2 separate regions of the Homo sapiens genome follow, and region 1 is linked to region 2. Evidence: read pairs that join two places in POLR2A ChIA-PET (ENCODE). Cell type or tissue: PC-9. All regions are shown on one strand. Each heading gives the region's core, and the rest is flanking DNA. Links, peaks and the distances in the headings are about the cores only.

Region 1 (7,795 bases), core at 2,478-4,977, 360 kb before region 2:
AACAAATATTTACAGGAAACCCCAAATCTTGTTGCAAGTAAACTTCCTTAGGCTTTGGGAAAATGATAAAAGTACCAGTGAAAATATTAAACCGCAAGTGACAGAATCTCTCAGTGATCTTGGTAGGAACAAATTAAACATGCCTTGAAATCTAAATAACTGAACAACCATTCACGACTGCTCCTGAAAATAACATGGCCCTTGTGTAGGTCTTGGCATTCAGGAATTTTAACATGTCTCATTAAAAAATCACAGCCAATCTTGCTCTACAGGTGATGAAACAGAGATAAATTATCTGATGGAAATGCAAAGGAACTTAGAATTCATTTTGTTGAGCACCTGTTTTAGCATTTAACCTAGTACGTCTAGCAAAGCAAAAGGAGTGAAGGCTTTGTGTGTTCAAACGGTTCAAATGAAAAAGGTAAACTAAGGGGAATTGAGTTTGATTTACTCAATAATAGGAAACTTAAAGAATATTTCTGGAGCATCAGCACTGTTCTGGATGCTGAAGCTTCAAAGATTCAAAATCATTCCTGCCCTCAAGTGAATTGCCATTTATTGGGAGGGAAGATAGCTATGTTCAACAATAACTTTATTGAAAGGAAATTAAATTTTGGTACCCCGAACGCATTTAGACAAACGGAAAAGTCAAGCCGGGAACTGGGTCACTCAAAGCCTTCCCCTTTTAGTTCCTAAATAAGATGGCTACAAGGTGAAAAGCTACACAAGCCTCCCCCATATTTTGTCCACAAGGACATTCCTAGAGAGCTGTTAAAACTTCACCATGGCAATGCAAATGGACAGCTTATCTTTATAGGTGCAGTCACCCTGGCCCACCAGACACAAATGCATATCTGAGTGTCGCCCTACCCCATTTTGTCTGTTATCATACGTAAAATGCAGATTCCCCGCATTTTTCCTCTGCCCCCTTTGTTTATGTGATCTTATGTACAAAACACAGATTCACTTAGATGAAAATTGTGTACTTCTCAATATCCCCACCCTTTCCCCTTTAAATCTGGAGCCCTCAAAATCATCTTCAGATAAAGGCATAGACCTATCTCCCAGGCACATCCTTAACTTTGGCAAGTAAACCTCCTAAAATGATTGAGACTTGCCTCGTCATTTTCCTCGATTGACGGTACAAAGCTAGTAATAGAAGGATGGGCAAAGGTTATTAGAGTGAGAGAAGTGAGGAATGAGGAAGGTTTACAGAGGAAGGGAGCATTTGATCAGGGCCTTGCAGAACAGAAAGGAGGTCAGAAACAGGAGGGTGAGGGTATTCCCTGTGTAGGGAATAGAATGAGTCAAGAAACAGTGGTGGCTTGTATATGCTGAGTTTGGGGAGCTGTGAGTGATCTTATTTCACCGGATCAGGTACTCCTATAGTTTTTACAAATCTCGACATCCCTGTGTGCATTTCTTTTGTCATTTCTGCAGAATCTGGTAAAATTATGCCCATCATTTATTTATTTCCCCACAATGTTTTTAACATTCTCCCTGGCGGAAGTCAGAATGGGAAGAAATAGTGAAGGCATGTTGTGGAGAAATTTGAATGCTGTAGTAAGGAGAATGGACTTTATCTTCATAGGTGGGGGCTGTAGGGGGCTGGATCAGAAAGGGGAGAGAGACAGAGGCCGAGGACCAGATGGCAGGCAATGACAACCATCCCGGTGAGAGGTAATAGCTGTTGAAATCCAGGAAATGGCAGAGTAAACAGAGAAGAGAGACACAGAGAAAGGAGACTGATAGAATCATAGGCATGAAGGAGTGGAAACAAGCCTCAGGACCATGAGTTGAGAGAGAGACAGCCAGCCAGACTGGGCTCTTTTCCTAGCATCCCACGCTCTATTGCTGATCAGCTGTGTGACCCTGGGCAAGCCCTTCCTGTGCCTCAGTTTCCTCATCTGAAATGAAGGCTTTCAATGAGATCAGTGGTTTCTGAACTATTCCATGGAGACCTAGGATTCCAAGGAAGTTTTGATGAAGAGGGTGGGGAGGTGGGGTAGAAGAGGGATGAGGAGAGGGGTAGAATTGTGCAGTGGGCTATGACTGCAGAGTAGAGCGAGGATGAGGAGCTCTAGATCCCAAACCTTTTCTTTAACCAGAACATCTCCTTTATACAATAGCGTTCCCCTTAAGATTAAATTTGATTTTTTAAAAAGTTTGATAAGCACTGGACTATACAGATAACGTCTAAAGTCCCTTTGAGCTCTCCCACGTGAATAACCAACCACACTTACGGAAACTAGCTCTCCAAGAGATCTGCTAATGTAATGGACATGGGTCTTGTTTTTAGGACCCTGATGAGTTTCTCTGTTTATTTGATTAACTGTTGCACAAACGCTGGAACAACTGGAACAACAATTGTCATGCTGAATCGGTGCCAAAACTCTCAAAAATGGAAAAGATTTACTGAAAGGCCATTTGGTGTTCTAATTCTTGTGCGGTACCTTTTCCCAAGACCCAGTAAGTTTTTCAAACCTCATAAACACCAGTGTGAAAACGGCCCTTTGCATGAGAGTACAAAGACATGGCTTTGCTACCGACTGTTGTCTGCTTTGGGGTAAGTTGAGTTGCCCCTCTGGTTTCTGTTTCCCTGCCTATTGAAAGACAGCATTGCACCAAAGAGTCTAAAGGCCTCCCTTCTGGCTTTAACATTCCAGGATTTCATGATCCTAAACCCTTGGAGTCCGTTATCTGAACAATTCCCTGATCAATAGCATATGCTCTGGGTCTTGTTCTGTCTTAGTCAGATGGTCAGTATATTGAGGGCTTTGGCTGTTTACTCTAAGGATTGGGCAATGTGTGCTTTAGCCAAAATCTCTGAGCCCTGCAAATGGATCATTCTGAACGGAGGGCTAAGGTCTAAATTAACAGCAGACCTTTAGAAACACAATGCTTTATGGATTGGTATTTGAAACGGAGAAACCCGTGCCTAGGTATAAACTCCTGGCAAATGGTCCACAAACCACCATTAAAATGGAAACGAGAAAAGCCAGCGAATCAGAGCAACCATGAAGTGGAAACCAGAAAGTTTCAGACAGGTCTGAAACTCACACACTCACTGCATTCCTTTCCTGCCTGGTGTCTCCTCCTCTCCCCTCCCACTCCCACATTTTTTTTTTTTTTTTTTTTTTTACAACAATTCGTTTGTTTTTTATAAAAAAAAAAAAGAAAGGAAAAAACCAAAGAGACGAAATGAGGACTCACTGGGAGAGCGCGGCCAGGCTGCGTCTTCCATGCGATCCGGATCCACCCAGCATGTCCGCAGTTGGGAAGGGGCGGCGGGGCAGAGAGATACGGAGACCTGGCCAGGCCGGGCGGTCAGGGCGTGGGCTGGGCCCGCGGAGGGGCCATGTGATCTGTGGCTGAAATGCACGGTGCAGGATGCTCCCGTGTTCTCCCTTTGTGTTAACACGTTGGTCTGTCCCTGTGACGAAAGTCTGGGCTTGTCCTCAGCCAAATCTACTCCTCCCAACCCGTTCCCTCCTCACAGGATCATCAGAGAGCTGATTGTTATTTTTTACTGTAATCTCTCTAATAGAAGCCCATCATGTTTAGCGATCAGAGAGCACTGATTGCTTCGGGAGTTCCAGAAATGTTATTGCTGGGTAGTCAGGGCCAGGATCTCCAGTAGTTTTCCTGATGAAGACTTTATATGCTTAACTACAAATAATTTTTCCAAGGTAAGTAACTGGTCAAAGGAAAAAGACACTGATGCATTTGCTCAGCCTTTTGGAAAATAGTTGATCATGGTATTACATGCATATACAACCTAATTCTGACAAGATCAACAGAAATCAGCCCACCAAAAAGTTCATCCGGGTGCAGTTCTCAGGCTCCCATTCTGAGCTCTGTTCTCAATTAGCATTGGTGTAGGTGGCTTCCAAAGCAAACAGTTCCCACTGAGAAATCAAATCTGAGAAACTCCTCTTATCCCTTTTATCCAGGGAAGGAGCATGACATAAAAATGCAAACCAAATGAAAAGGGATGAAGAGAGATGGCCCTGCTCAGTGATGGGCTGGATGGTTCAGCATGTTTGGTGCTCACACCTCTCCAAGAAATGTGGGCAAGAGCCCTCCTGAGAACATGTTGAAACAGCAGGCCCCGTCTGCACCCATGGTACTCTGCCAGTGATCTCATCAGCCAAGCTGGGCAATGGAACCTGGTCAGCAGCGGCTTGGAAAGCAGCCAAATCCCAGTTCCTGAGGAGGGGGTGGTGTTGATTCTGTCTGGAGATGACACTCCGTCTCAGCTTGACTTATGAATATGGTTCTTCATCTCTAATGAGCACTAAACAGACTGGTATTTGGGTACCAAGCTGCTCGTGGGACTGGCTTTCTGTCAAGTGAGAACAAATCCGATCTCCACAATGTAGAGTTAAGATTATTCTCTTGGTAAACAGCAGGAGAAGCAGTCAACTTCACACATTGAGAGCGCTTTCACGGAATGAAAGAGATCTTTGAGATCTGCGGCTTCATGTCACACGCAGACAAGGACACCAAAGCACAGAGCATTTAGACAACTCACCCAATGTCATGGAGCTGAACTGCATCTACTACTCTTGTGTTCAACTTAAAGTTTAATTGGGTTAGGTTAAGTGGTCTCCACTTTAGCTAGAACATTTTGGTTGTTTTCTTGCTTAAATACTATGCGGTCATCAGAGTCGTAGTTTATAGGCCAGGCGAGGTGGCTCATGCCTGTAATCCCAGCACTCGGGGAGGCTGAGGCAGGTGGATCAAGGTCAGGAGTTTGAGACCAGCCTGGCCAACATGGTGAAACCCCGTCTCTACTAAAAATACAAAAATTACCCGGGCTTGGTGGCAGGTGCCTGTAGTCCCAGCTACTTGGGAGGCTGCGGCAGGAGAATTGCTTGAACCCAGGAGGCGGAGGTTGCAGTGAGCTGAGATGGCGCCACTGCACTCCAACCTGAGCGACAGAGTGAGACTCCATCTCAAAAAACAAAAAACAAAACAAAACAAAAAATGAAGTCATAGTTTATAGAGTAAATACAGTTTAATAAACTTAAAGTTAATTATCTCTATATATCATTATGTATATATGCATTTAAATATCTCTGATTACACATATGATCACCGAACATATATTGATGAAAGTAGCACATAAGACACCCATAAAAGTAGAGATACATCTGCCTTCACACAAGAGGACTTAAATATACACTGACTTGTCCTGAGTTTCTCGCTCTAGAACTGAGACAGAAACATGTATCGAGGCATTCTGCTGCTTCTCTTTCTACCGAATTTTGCCCAATTAATTTTTTCCCTTCAATTACTTACAAAAGTCGGTGGTTTTCTATGGTAGGTGGAATAACGTTTCCCGCAAATCTCCAGAACCTGAGAACATGTTAATTTGCGTGGCAAAAGGGACCTTGTCGATATGATGAAATTAAAGGCATAGAGATGGGGAGAGCATCCTGGATTATCCAGGTGTGCTGGAATGAATCACATGGCTCTTTAAAATCAGAGACCCCTTTCCAGCTGTGGTTAGAGGAGCTTATCTGTCAGGGTGGGCAGACAGACTGGTGATGGCTTTGAAGATGGAGAGGGGGTCCAAGAGCCTGGGAATGTGACTTCCTCTAGAAGCTGGAAAAGGCAAGGAAATGGATTCTCCCCTGGAGCCTCCAGGAAGGAATACAGCCCTGCTGACACCTTGATGTTAGCCCAGTGAGACCTGTGCCAGACATCTAACCTATAGAACTGTACAGAATAAGTTGTGTCGTTTAAAGCCACCAAGTTTCTAGTTATTTGTCGCAGCCATGCGAGAAAGCTATCACCTCCTGATTCCCTCCTCCCCAGCCCCCCACGCCAATTCTGAGGTGACAGGTATGGTTTTGGCATATTCAGAATAGGTTCATAAAATGGAAAAACCTAGAAAAAAAAATTGTGGTTCTTTCTGGCCAGTATTCTCCATGGAGGAGAGCAAGAATTTAGTAGTCTTCCACTCATGTGCAGAATCCATGTACAGAAAGTGTGCTAATTGCCAGCTGTACACAGGATGTCCACCAGGCTATTTCCCTAATTGCCAAAAGAGGGAAAGGGAAACAGCGCGCACCCTCCTTTGTTATTAGGGGCATGCATTTGGGAAGCAGCTGTCTGTCTTCAGTTTGTGATAGTAAAACCCAGTGGTGTTATAGCTCATGCTACCTGGTAGGGTACTGACATGGGAAGAGTGAAGAGAGAAGTGAGTCTTGGACCTGGTTCAGACACTCTCTGGGAAGAGGAAGAACACAAAGGCCAATGAAAGACAGGCAACGCGGGAAGACGCATAGAGATAACAAGTGAATCATGAGCTGAGAGCAGGGCTGGGCTAGGCAAGTGCTTCCAAGAGTCCTCTGAGACCTGGTGCCTGGGGCTGGAGAGGCAAGGTAAGAGGATTGAGAAATAACAATCTAAAGGTTATTTGTGCACAGTGTTCTGGTCCTGCAGAGACCTACAGGCCTGTGTGCTTTCACTGCATAGCAGAGAATGGTACCCAGTGTCCAGCTGCCAGAACTGGTGTCTCTGAGAAGTGAACTAATGACTATTCATTGGCACCATGAACAAGTGGGCCAGTCATCCTTCAGCAAGATAATAGGTATCATGAATTTGATGATGCTTCAGGACTCTTACTAGGAAAAATGAAAGTCTGGGCCATTCTGAGATTACTCATAGTATCCTTTGTTTCTGGACACTTTATTGTTTAATTTTTCATCAAAGAGATTCTGGGCTGGGAAGGTTTGAGGGAGGTCAGACTGTAATAGAAAGGAACAGCTCCCACCACAGGGTGGTCCTTTATTAAGAAAATATGATTTTTTAAAAATAACTTTACTTCATGGAGGTGGGAGACCGGACCACAAGATCTGTTCCAGACTTTAGAGTCTGCAGCAGTTGTTTAAGAACAGCTTCTACCTTGAAACAATTCCCTAGGGAAGAGAGGTATGTGGGAAGTGCTGTGCATATGCCCTAATGCGCTTATGACACACATGCACACACATACACACACATACAGACACACATGCACACACAGGCACACACACATACACGAATGCATGCATATGCACACATGCACACACATACACATGCGCACACATACACATGCACACACATACACACGCAGGCACATAGAGACACACATGCACACACAGGCAAACACATATACGCATGCATGCATATGCACACATGCACATACACATACACACACATGCATGCATACGCACACATGCACACACATACAGACATGCATGTACACACAGGCACACACATATACACGCATGCATGCATACGCACACATGCACACACATAACATGCACAGAGCCATTCACTTACTATGGAAACACATAAACCTAAGGGAAATCTACCACTAGGGAGGCAACAGTTCGAGTAGTACAAAGGGGACGTTTGAAAAGGCTGTTGGAGATAAATTTTCTTATGAAGAAATTCATAGGCTCTGTACTCTTAGAACTAGGCAAAAAATCTTGCCTAGACAGCTGTTCCCCCACCCCAAGGTGAACAGGAATGTAGGTAAAGGAGTTTACATATTCAAAGGCAGCATCTCTTTCCTCCTTTCTGTTGGCCTCTCATAGTTTTCCCCTCATAGACGACGGCATCTCCCATCCCCTGCCCCTGCCATGGCGTTGAACGTGTTCACTTAAACTATATTGCTCTGTCATGTCCTGTGATCTTGAATGCAGGAGCTGCTGTGGAAAAATCACAGTTTACTCCTCATCCTAGTCTTCCAGTGGTTCTTCACCAGCGTCTTCATGGCCTGTGCTGATACACGTTTCTTAAT
Region 2 (7,795 bases), core at 2,361-4,860:
GAAAAGGCTGACAGAGTTCTTGCTGCCAACCCGACCCAGATACTTCTGCCTGCCTTGAAGTGAAGGCCTCCCACCAAATGCACCATTGCACCTTGCTGACGATGAACAGGTCCTCCCGCTTCACAGCCTTCTCTTGGATCTTCTCTTGGATGGCTTCCCCCACTTCATGTTCATTCTGATAGACATAGGCACAGTCAATGTGCCGATATCCTGCATCAATGGCCACCTTCACTGCTTCTTTCACTTTGCCAAGAGGAGACTGAAAGGCAAAAGAAAAGCTCATCACATATGTGTTTTTTTTAAGAGATGGGGCCCTGCCGTGTTGCCCAGGCTGGCCTCACACTCCCAGGTTCAAGCAACCCTCCCACCTCCCGAGTAGCTGGAATTACACCACTCTCAGCAACCATCATATTCTCTTATCCCCAGGCCACCTTCAACAGGCTGCCCCACAAGGCCCAGTTTCTCCAAACCAAGGCCTCACTGGGGTCTCCTTTGCCAGGGGATCTCTGGGAGGATACACACTTTACAAAACTTTTCAAAAGAAAAGAAGGAAAGTGAATTATTTTATGATTATGTCCTTATGTCCTATCCTAGCTAAAAGTCAGTTCCCTTTTCATCCAGGTTAGTCCTGAAATGTCTTCAGGTGTGTGGGGGTGCAGACCGCTCCACTACAACTTTCTGAAGACCCAGATGAAAGCTTGACTCTAAATAACCCCAAGGGATTTTCAGACAATTTCCCCAAATGGTGATAAGGATCTGGATAATGGTCATTACACCATCAATCTGGATTCGATCACTTACTGGGTGTGTGGGTCTAAGCAGGTGATTCAATCTCTGTAAACCTTGTATGCAAAATGGAAAAAAAAATAGCACCAGCCTCATGAGGCCTTTGTGGTGATGAGATGCTGCAATGAATATTAAGCTTTTTGCACATTACCTGACACACAGTAAGGTTCAGTAGAGGCCATCATTATACAATGATCGTTTCAGAAAAAAAAGAGAAATAGAAAACCTTATAGGAATAGAGTTTGTTTTCCACTCCTGTAAAAAGAAAGAGAGAGGGAGGGGAATGACAGAGAGGGAGAGAAAGAAGGGAAGGAAAGAAAAGAAAAGAAAGAAAAAAAGAAAAGAAGGGAAATAGAATTATCACATTTTGTTCTAACCTAGCCAAGCCAATGATGGGGGCAAAAAAGCACTTAAAACTTGATCTCTCACAAAATGGTCTTTTAAACCTCTTCAATTGTGAGATAACAAACATTGAACAGTACACAAAACAGAGATGCACAGCTACCCTACCACCTGGACAAGAAACGAGCTGCTGCCAGGCACCCAGAAGCAGCCCTGTGCCCCCAACCGCTACGCTACACCCTTCTTCACCTCCACTGCTAAGTTCATAATCCTTTAGTCTATCATCCCCACGTGTTGAAGACAGCTCCCTTCATAATTCTTTCATTCAATTCCAAAATTATGAAACTGTCTGGTAAACTCACCCAGGGTGAGTAGATTCCCTGGAGATCTGGAAGTGATTATTTATTCTGTTTATACAGGATTGAAGGTCTGATTTTGGGCAAATCTTGCTATTCAAGCAAGAGACGCTCTGCATGAATCAAGCTGGAAGTGATCTGTTCCTCCAGATACACCAAGAATGTATCCTGAGGATGACCCAGTGCTGCAGCAGAGGGTCCTAACCTCTAGCTTGGGACAGAAGAGAAGAAAAATCAGGGTGCACAGAAGGAAAGAGAGCCAGAGGCAGAAGTCTCAGCAGGGACATTAGCCATGAGGGACAGGAGAGAAGAGGAACTCCAAAGACTGCTTCTCATCACTAGTTAGGGTAGTGCTATCATGGATGGAAATGGCAAAGAAGGCAGAGGGAGGTGGTGATGGAACAACTTGAAACTTAGCCTAACAGAGGCTCGGGAACCTGCCTCACTGAGTCCTGGATGTGCCTTACCACATTTTGCCAGCTGTCGTTAACACAGCCGGGTGGTGCTCACGACTCCCAGCCCAGGCTCTCTGCAGCCCCAGCATGTTGCAGATTTCAATGTGTACAGGAACCACGTAGGGATCTTGTTAAAGTGCAGATGCCCATTAGGTAGCCTGGGTTGGAGCCTGAGACTCTGCATTTTGTTTCTCTCTGTCTCTCTTTCTTTCTCTCTCTCTCTTTCTCTCTTTCTTGCTTTCTTGGATCTCACTCTGTTGCCCAGACTGGAGTGCAGTGGCACAATCACTGCTCATTGCAGCCTTGACCCCTCAGGCTCAACACTCAATCTCCACCTCAGCCTCCCAAGTGGCTGGGACTACAGGTGCGTGCCACCATGCCCAGAAAATTTATTTATTTTTTGTAGAAATGGATTCTTGCCATGTTGCCCAGGCTGGTCTCCAACTCCTGGGCTCAAGCAACCCTCCCGTCTGGATTTCCCAAAGTGCTGGGATTACAGGGATAAGCCACCACACCTGGCCAGTTTGCATTTCTAGCAAGTTTCCAGGTCATAGGGATGCTGCTAGCCCAAGTCTCACACCGTGATCTGCAAAGGGGTGCCAAGGACTTCGGGCTCTGCATCCTCTCCTCAACCACCCAGCCCACAACAAACCCACAGCCAAGACTTGGGGGAAACGTTGAGCCCAATTAAGTGTCCTAGAACCAGAGAGAGAAACTGCCCTGGAAAACAGTTTTAAGTCCAACAGCTGCTTGAAATTTGATACTTGCTAGAGAAGCTCTCATCACTGCTGGGAAAGCCAGCCTTGGAGCTTTGCAGCCTGAATCAGCTCTGAGAAAAGAAAGCAACCTAAGTCCTGGCTCCAGGGCTGAATCTTACCTCTCCAACCCCTGCCCGACCTCCAGGCTTTCCTGGCTGAATGCAGAAAGAGAAAACACCCAAACGCCCCTCCAGAGAAGAAGGGTGTGCAAAGATTTGCATATTTACCTTCCAAGTGCCCAGGCCCACAATGGGCATCTTGGCTTTGGTACTGAGCTCCACAAACGTGGCCATGGTTGGTGCAGAAATGATTCTGAGTGAGCAGGTAGAAGTCTCACGTCCTGCTCTCTGTTGCTGTTTTTGAGACAGTCTTGCACTGTTGCCAAGGCTAGAGTGCAGTGGTGCGATCTCAGCTCACTACAACCTCTGTCTCCTGGGTTCAAGCAATTCTCCTGCCTCAGCCTCCCGAGTAGCTGGGATTACAGGCGCCCACCGTGACTCCCAGCTAATTTTTATATTGTTAGTAGAGACAGGCTGGTCTCAAACTCCTGAGCTCAGGTGATCCGCCCACCTCGGCCTTCCAAAGTGCTGGGATTACAGGTGTGAGCTACTGTGCCCGGCCACAGGCTGCTTAAGAAGGCTGCTGCTATCTACAGTGGGAGGAGTTGGAGCCTGGCCACAGTAGCTTCCCTGCCATAACCAAACAGGAAATCCATTCCAGGCTTTTGTGAGATTGAGGATTCTGTGAATGAATTATTAAACATGGCAACCTTGTGCAAAGTTCTCTCTTAGGTGACAGTATCATTGGAGTTTCTGCTTGTTCAGGATGAGTCAACAAATTCAACACAGCCAAAAGTTGGAAGGTAGGGAGGGAGACAGCAAGGAAGAAAAGAAGAGTTGGAGGAGGGAGGGAAAGAAGTCTGGCCAACATAGTGAAACCCTGCCTCTACTAAAAATACAAAAATTAGCCGGGCGTGGGGGCACGTATCTGCAATCCCAGCTACTTGGGAGGCTGAGAAAGGAGAATCACTTGAACCTGGGAGGCGGAGGTTGCAATGAGCCTAGATCATGCCACTGCACTCCAGCCTGGGCGACAGACAGTGAGACCCTGTCTCAAAAAAAAGAAAGAAAGAAGGGAAGGCAGGAAGGAAGAAAGGAAAGAAGGAAGGAAGGAAGGAAGGAAGGAAGGAGGGAGGGAGGGAGGGAGGGAGGAAGGAAAGAAAGAAGGAAGGAGAGAAAGAAAGCAAAGCAAAGAAGGAAGAAAAAACAAGGGCTTGCTTTCCCTGTGATGGTTTCCTCTGTGAAATAGAGTCTAGGGAGGAGAGGTGAGAAGCAGCGTTTCAATTTTAAAAGTTGCAATTGCAGGTTCAGTGCAGAGATGGTCAAATCCCGACCTGATTGGAGTCAGCTGTAACTAGTTGGTAGTCAGCAATCTAGGGAACATGATATAGGCCTGTGCCATGCTGTGACACGCCATGACAGGCCAGGGCCACGTCACAGCATCTGTTTCAGCCTGCCGGTAGTGGGTTTTTCTGTCTTTTACATGTTCTTGTTGATGAGTTGGCTTTGGTTGAATCTTGAAATGGAATTGAATCTCTAGGCTGTGGCTTATGACAGCTCATAGAAGGCAATTGGCATGATATTTTGCAACTATGAGTGAAAAATCTTATACTTCATTGATGTTTGTTAAATTATCTACTTCAACATTAATAATAATGCATGGGCCGGGCATGGTGTCTCACACCTGTAATCCCAGCACTTTGGGAGGCCGAGGCAGGTAGATCACTTGAGCTTAGGGGTTTGAGACCAGCCTGGCCAACATGGTGAAACCCTGTCTCTGCTAAAAATCCAAAAATTAGCGAGGCATGATGGCACGTACCTATAGTCCCCGCTGCTTGGGAGGCCTGAGAATCCCTTGAACCTGGGAGGTGGAGAATGCAGTGAGCCAAGATGGTGCCACTGCACTATAGCCTGGGCGACAGAGACAGACTCTGTCCCAAAAATAAATAATTAAATACATGCATTCCTCATAATCTGGTGGCCACAAAGTCTCCTGGATATGCACTTGCGGCACTTTATTTTCCCAGTGTATACTGGATGACATGCAGTGCTAGTATTGTTGAAATAGTAAATCCTTAGTGACTGTCAACCTAAATAACAGAGAGAGGGTCCCTACAAGAAAAATATTTCTCTGGGAATAGAGCACTGCAATGGGAATATGCATGCCACAGTAAACTATGTGTATATTTGGGGAAATAAAGGAAGACAAAACTTTTCAAGGAAAAAATGAGGATTATCTAATTGCTTTGAAATAATTAGCCTTGGCTCCAAAGATCAATCATGAAAGTGGTGTTAGTCTGAGGTTGGACACGCAGTTGTTCAGAGGTCCTTGCAGAGTATGTTTTGTGTTCAGTTGCAATGGCCTTTGCTCAAGGTTGTGGTTTTCACCGTCTTTCATGGTACTTTTGGTTTTCAGGTGTACAACCATTAGAACCCTCTTTTCATGGTCTTCCCAGCTGTATTTGTCAGAGTCTTCTGTTTGTTTTTTAACATTAGTGACTCCATTTTGATTCTGACCATTTTCATGTGATGCACAGAATAAAGAAATGTGTATTGTTCATAATAACATTCCTTCCAGAACCACTTAGCTATGAATCAGTGAGAAGGGATATCTTTTTTAGATAATTGAGATTAAGAAGGTATATTGATTAGCTGTTTTCGTGTAACAAACAAACTGGTTATTACAGCAACCATTTATTTGCTTGTGATTTTGTGGGTTGGCAATTTGGGCAGGAATCAGCTGATAAGCCGGTCTCAGAACCACGTGGTGTCTGTCAGCTGGGTTTTCTCACCTCTGTGGGCTTCACTGGGGTGGACTGGGATGTCAGGGAAGGCAGGGACCCTTTTTATGTGTTTTTCATTTTCCATGAGGCTAACTTGGGCTTGTTCATAGGTAGCAGCATTGTAGGAGGCCTACCCTTGGAATGTGTGCAGTGTCACTTCTGTCACCTTCTATTGATCAAAGCAAGTCTCAAGGCCAGGACGGGGCCAAGGAGTAGGGAAATAGATTTCACCTCTTGAGGGGATTTGTTACACAGAATTATGGCTATTCTTAATCAACCCCAGAAGTTTTCATAAGAGTTTTGATTAGCTACTTTCTAGCTTCATGAATTTACCAATCTATTCCTGGTTTTGTACCCTTAAGAAACTCTCATTTTTTAAATCTGATGAATATATGTGCATAAGAAGTTTTACTTTGTTAAAATTAAGTACATACAAAATTGAGACAAAATTATTTTTAGAAGGAAAATGAACGAGTAGTGCCGCTTTTCATTCTCATCCATTTCTCTAAGAAACAGAGGAAGCAGCAACTAATATATCTGAAACAGGGAGGAAAAAGAACAATTCCAAGAATTGTGGGAGTGCAGAGAAGTTTCTGGGCAGAACAGTGTGAGCCAAGGGGTGGAAGCGACTAAGATACATTGGAAGAACGGGAGGAAGCCAGTGTGGGGACGCTCAGAGAGTAGACTTACAGGGTGCCCAGCAGAGTTAAAGCTAGACTGATATGCAGGTACCAGAGGGTCAGGAGCTGCAAAGCTGTGATCATGGAGTTGGATTTACCATGAAGGTAACAAAACTTGACCTTCAGTTGCCTTCACTTGCATGAGCACCATCTTAGGCTTTGTACCTAACATTGAATTCTTAATTTTGTATTCTTTAAAAGAAAACCCCGATCGTACAACTTCAGGATCACAAAATCTGAATCCCCTGTGCATGTTAACATTTTTTATTTTATTTGAGAGCACCAAAGTTTTGTTTTTTAATTTTTCAAAAATCTTTTTATTATGAAATATTTTGAAAATATGCAAAACTACACGTCCCCACCTTCTCTCCTTGTGCTGTATTTGTTAGCTGGGTGTGGTGGCTCACACCACCTGTAATCCCAGCTCTTTGGGAGGCTGAGGCAGGAGGACTACTTGAGGCCAGAAGCAACATAGCGAGACCCTGTCTCTATGAAAAATACAAGAAACAATTAGCTGGGCATGGTGACACATGCCCGTAGTCTCAGCCACTCAGGAGGCTGAGGCCAGATGGTTGCTTGAGCCCGGGAGTCTGGATGACATAGTAAGACACTGTCTCAAAAAAAAAAAAAAAAGAAAAGAAAGGAAAAAAAAAGCCAAAAAACAAAACAAAACAAACAAACAAAAAATCACTTTCTCTCTATAGTTTCCCGCCCTCTGGATTCTGCTGATTATTGCATTCCCAGAAATGTATTTATCATGTCACTCTATCCCCCAAATATCTTGGCAACACTAATAAGACCTAGAGGCTTGATAAAATCCAGATCCAATTCTTGTTTTGTTTTGTTTTTTGGCTACTTCCTATACATTGTATTCTTCTATTCCGGTGGAATGACTGGCTGCCTCTTTATTTGTATTTATTTATTTGTATTATTTACAGTAGTCATTGATGATCATTACTTAAATCCATTATTTCATAACATTACAAAACAGTGAAATACTAATTATACCATTCTTTCTTCATGTATTAGCTGGCATACTTCTTTAAGGAGAAATTTCTCCTAATCAATTATTTGGCTACCCTGAGGTATAGTTTGAATAGGAACACTGAATAATGATTGATTCATTCTTTTATTTTAGTTTTTAAAAGGAGGTTTCCAAGCACCCTCCAAGGTGACAGATTAGTTGTCATTTAGTGTTCTTTGAATTCATGAATTTAAATATATTCAATGTTATAATCTATTGCTATTCTTATTGATGCCCAAATTATCCTCTTTGCCACTGAGAGCACTTCAAATTGGCTTTTGCATTCTTTTCATGTAATCTTTATAGCCTTTGGTAACTTCATTGCTTTCCTGTTCCAGACCTACATTTATCCAAGGAGATTTCCTTTTAGTGGAAATTGATATTTAGAAACCACAATTAGGGAACTAGAATCATTCTTTGCAATTGAATTGAATCTTGCTTCCAGGCCTTTTCAGTAGAAAGAGGTAGGAAATACCTTTTAAAAAACCTACCATGTATTTTTAGTAATACAAGAAACAATTAGCTGGGCAAGGTGGTGCATGCCTGTAATCC

The links. Peaks named below come from ENCODE experiments on the same cell type or tissue, not always from the same donor. Only the 100,000 strongest peaks of a DNase experiment are listed, where the experiment ranks them.
Region 1: POLR2A ChIA-PET joins it to region 2 with 11 read pairs; 2 of 35 experiments call an interaction of 5 or more read pairs at or near these places.

Annotation. Positions count from the first base shown.
Region 1 is chr7:134,887,092-134,894,886 of GRCh38, reverse strand. The region is part of intron 3 of CALD1 (caldesmon 1); the gene reads right to left. Among named protein-coding and RNA genes, the nearest start is that of AGBL3, 96 kb to the left of the region's middle. In PC-9, for the core only: no CTCF peak of the experiment used is centred there; DNase peaks (open chromatin) are centred at 3,056 and 3,446; H3K4me3 peaks cover 1,304 bases; H3K27ac peaks cover 1,006 bases.
Region 2 is chr7:134,523,107-134,530,901 of GRCh38, reverse strand. It overlaps AKR1B10 (aldo-keto reductase family 1 member B10), which reads right to left and starts at 3,335. Exons shown (of 10, transcript NM_020299.5): 1 at 2,925-3,335; 2 at 92-259. The coding sequence starts at 2,990. In PC-9, for the core only: no CTCF peak of the experiment used is centred there; DNase peaks (open chromatin) are centred at 2,731 and 3,441; H3K4me3 peaks cover 1,990 bases; H3K27ac peaks cover 2,500 bases.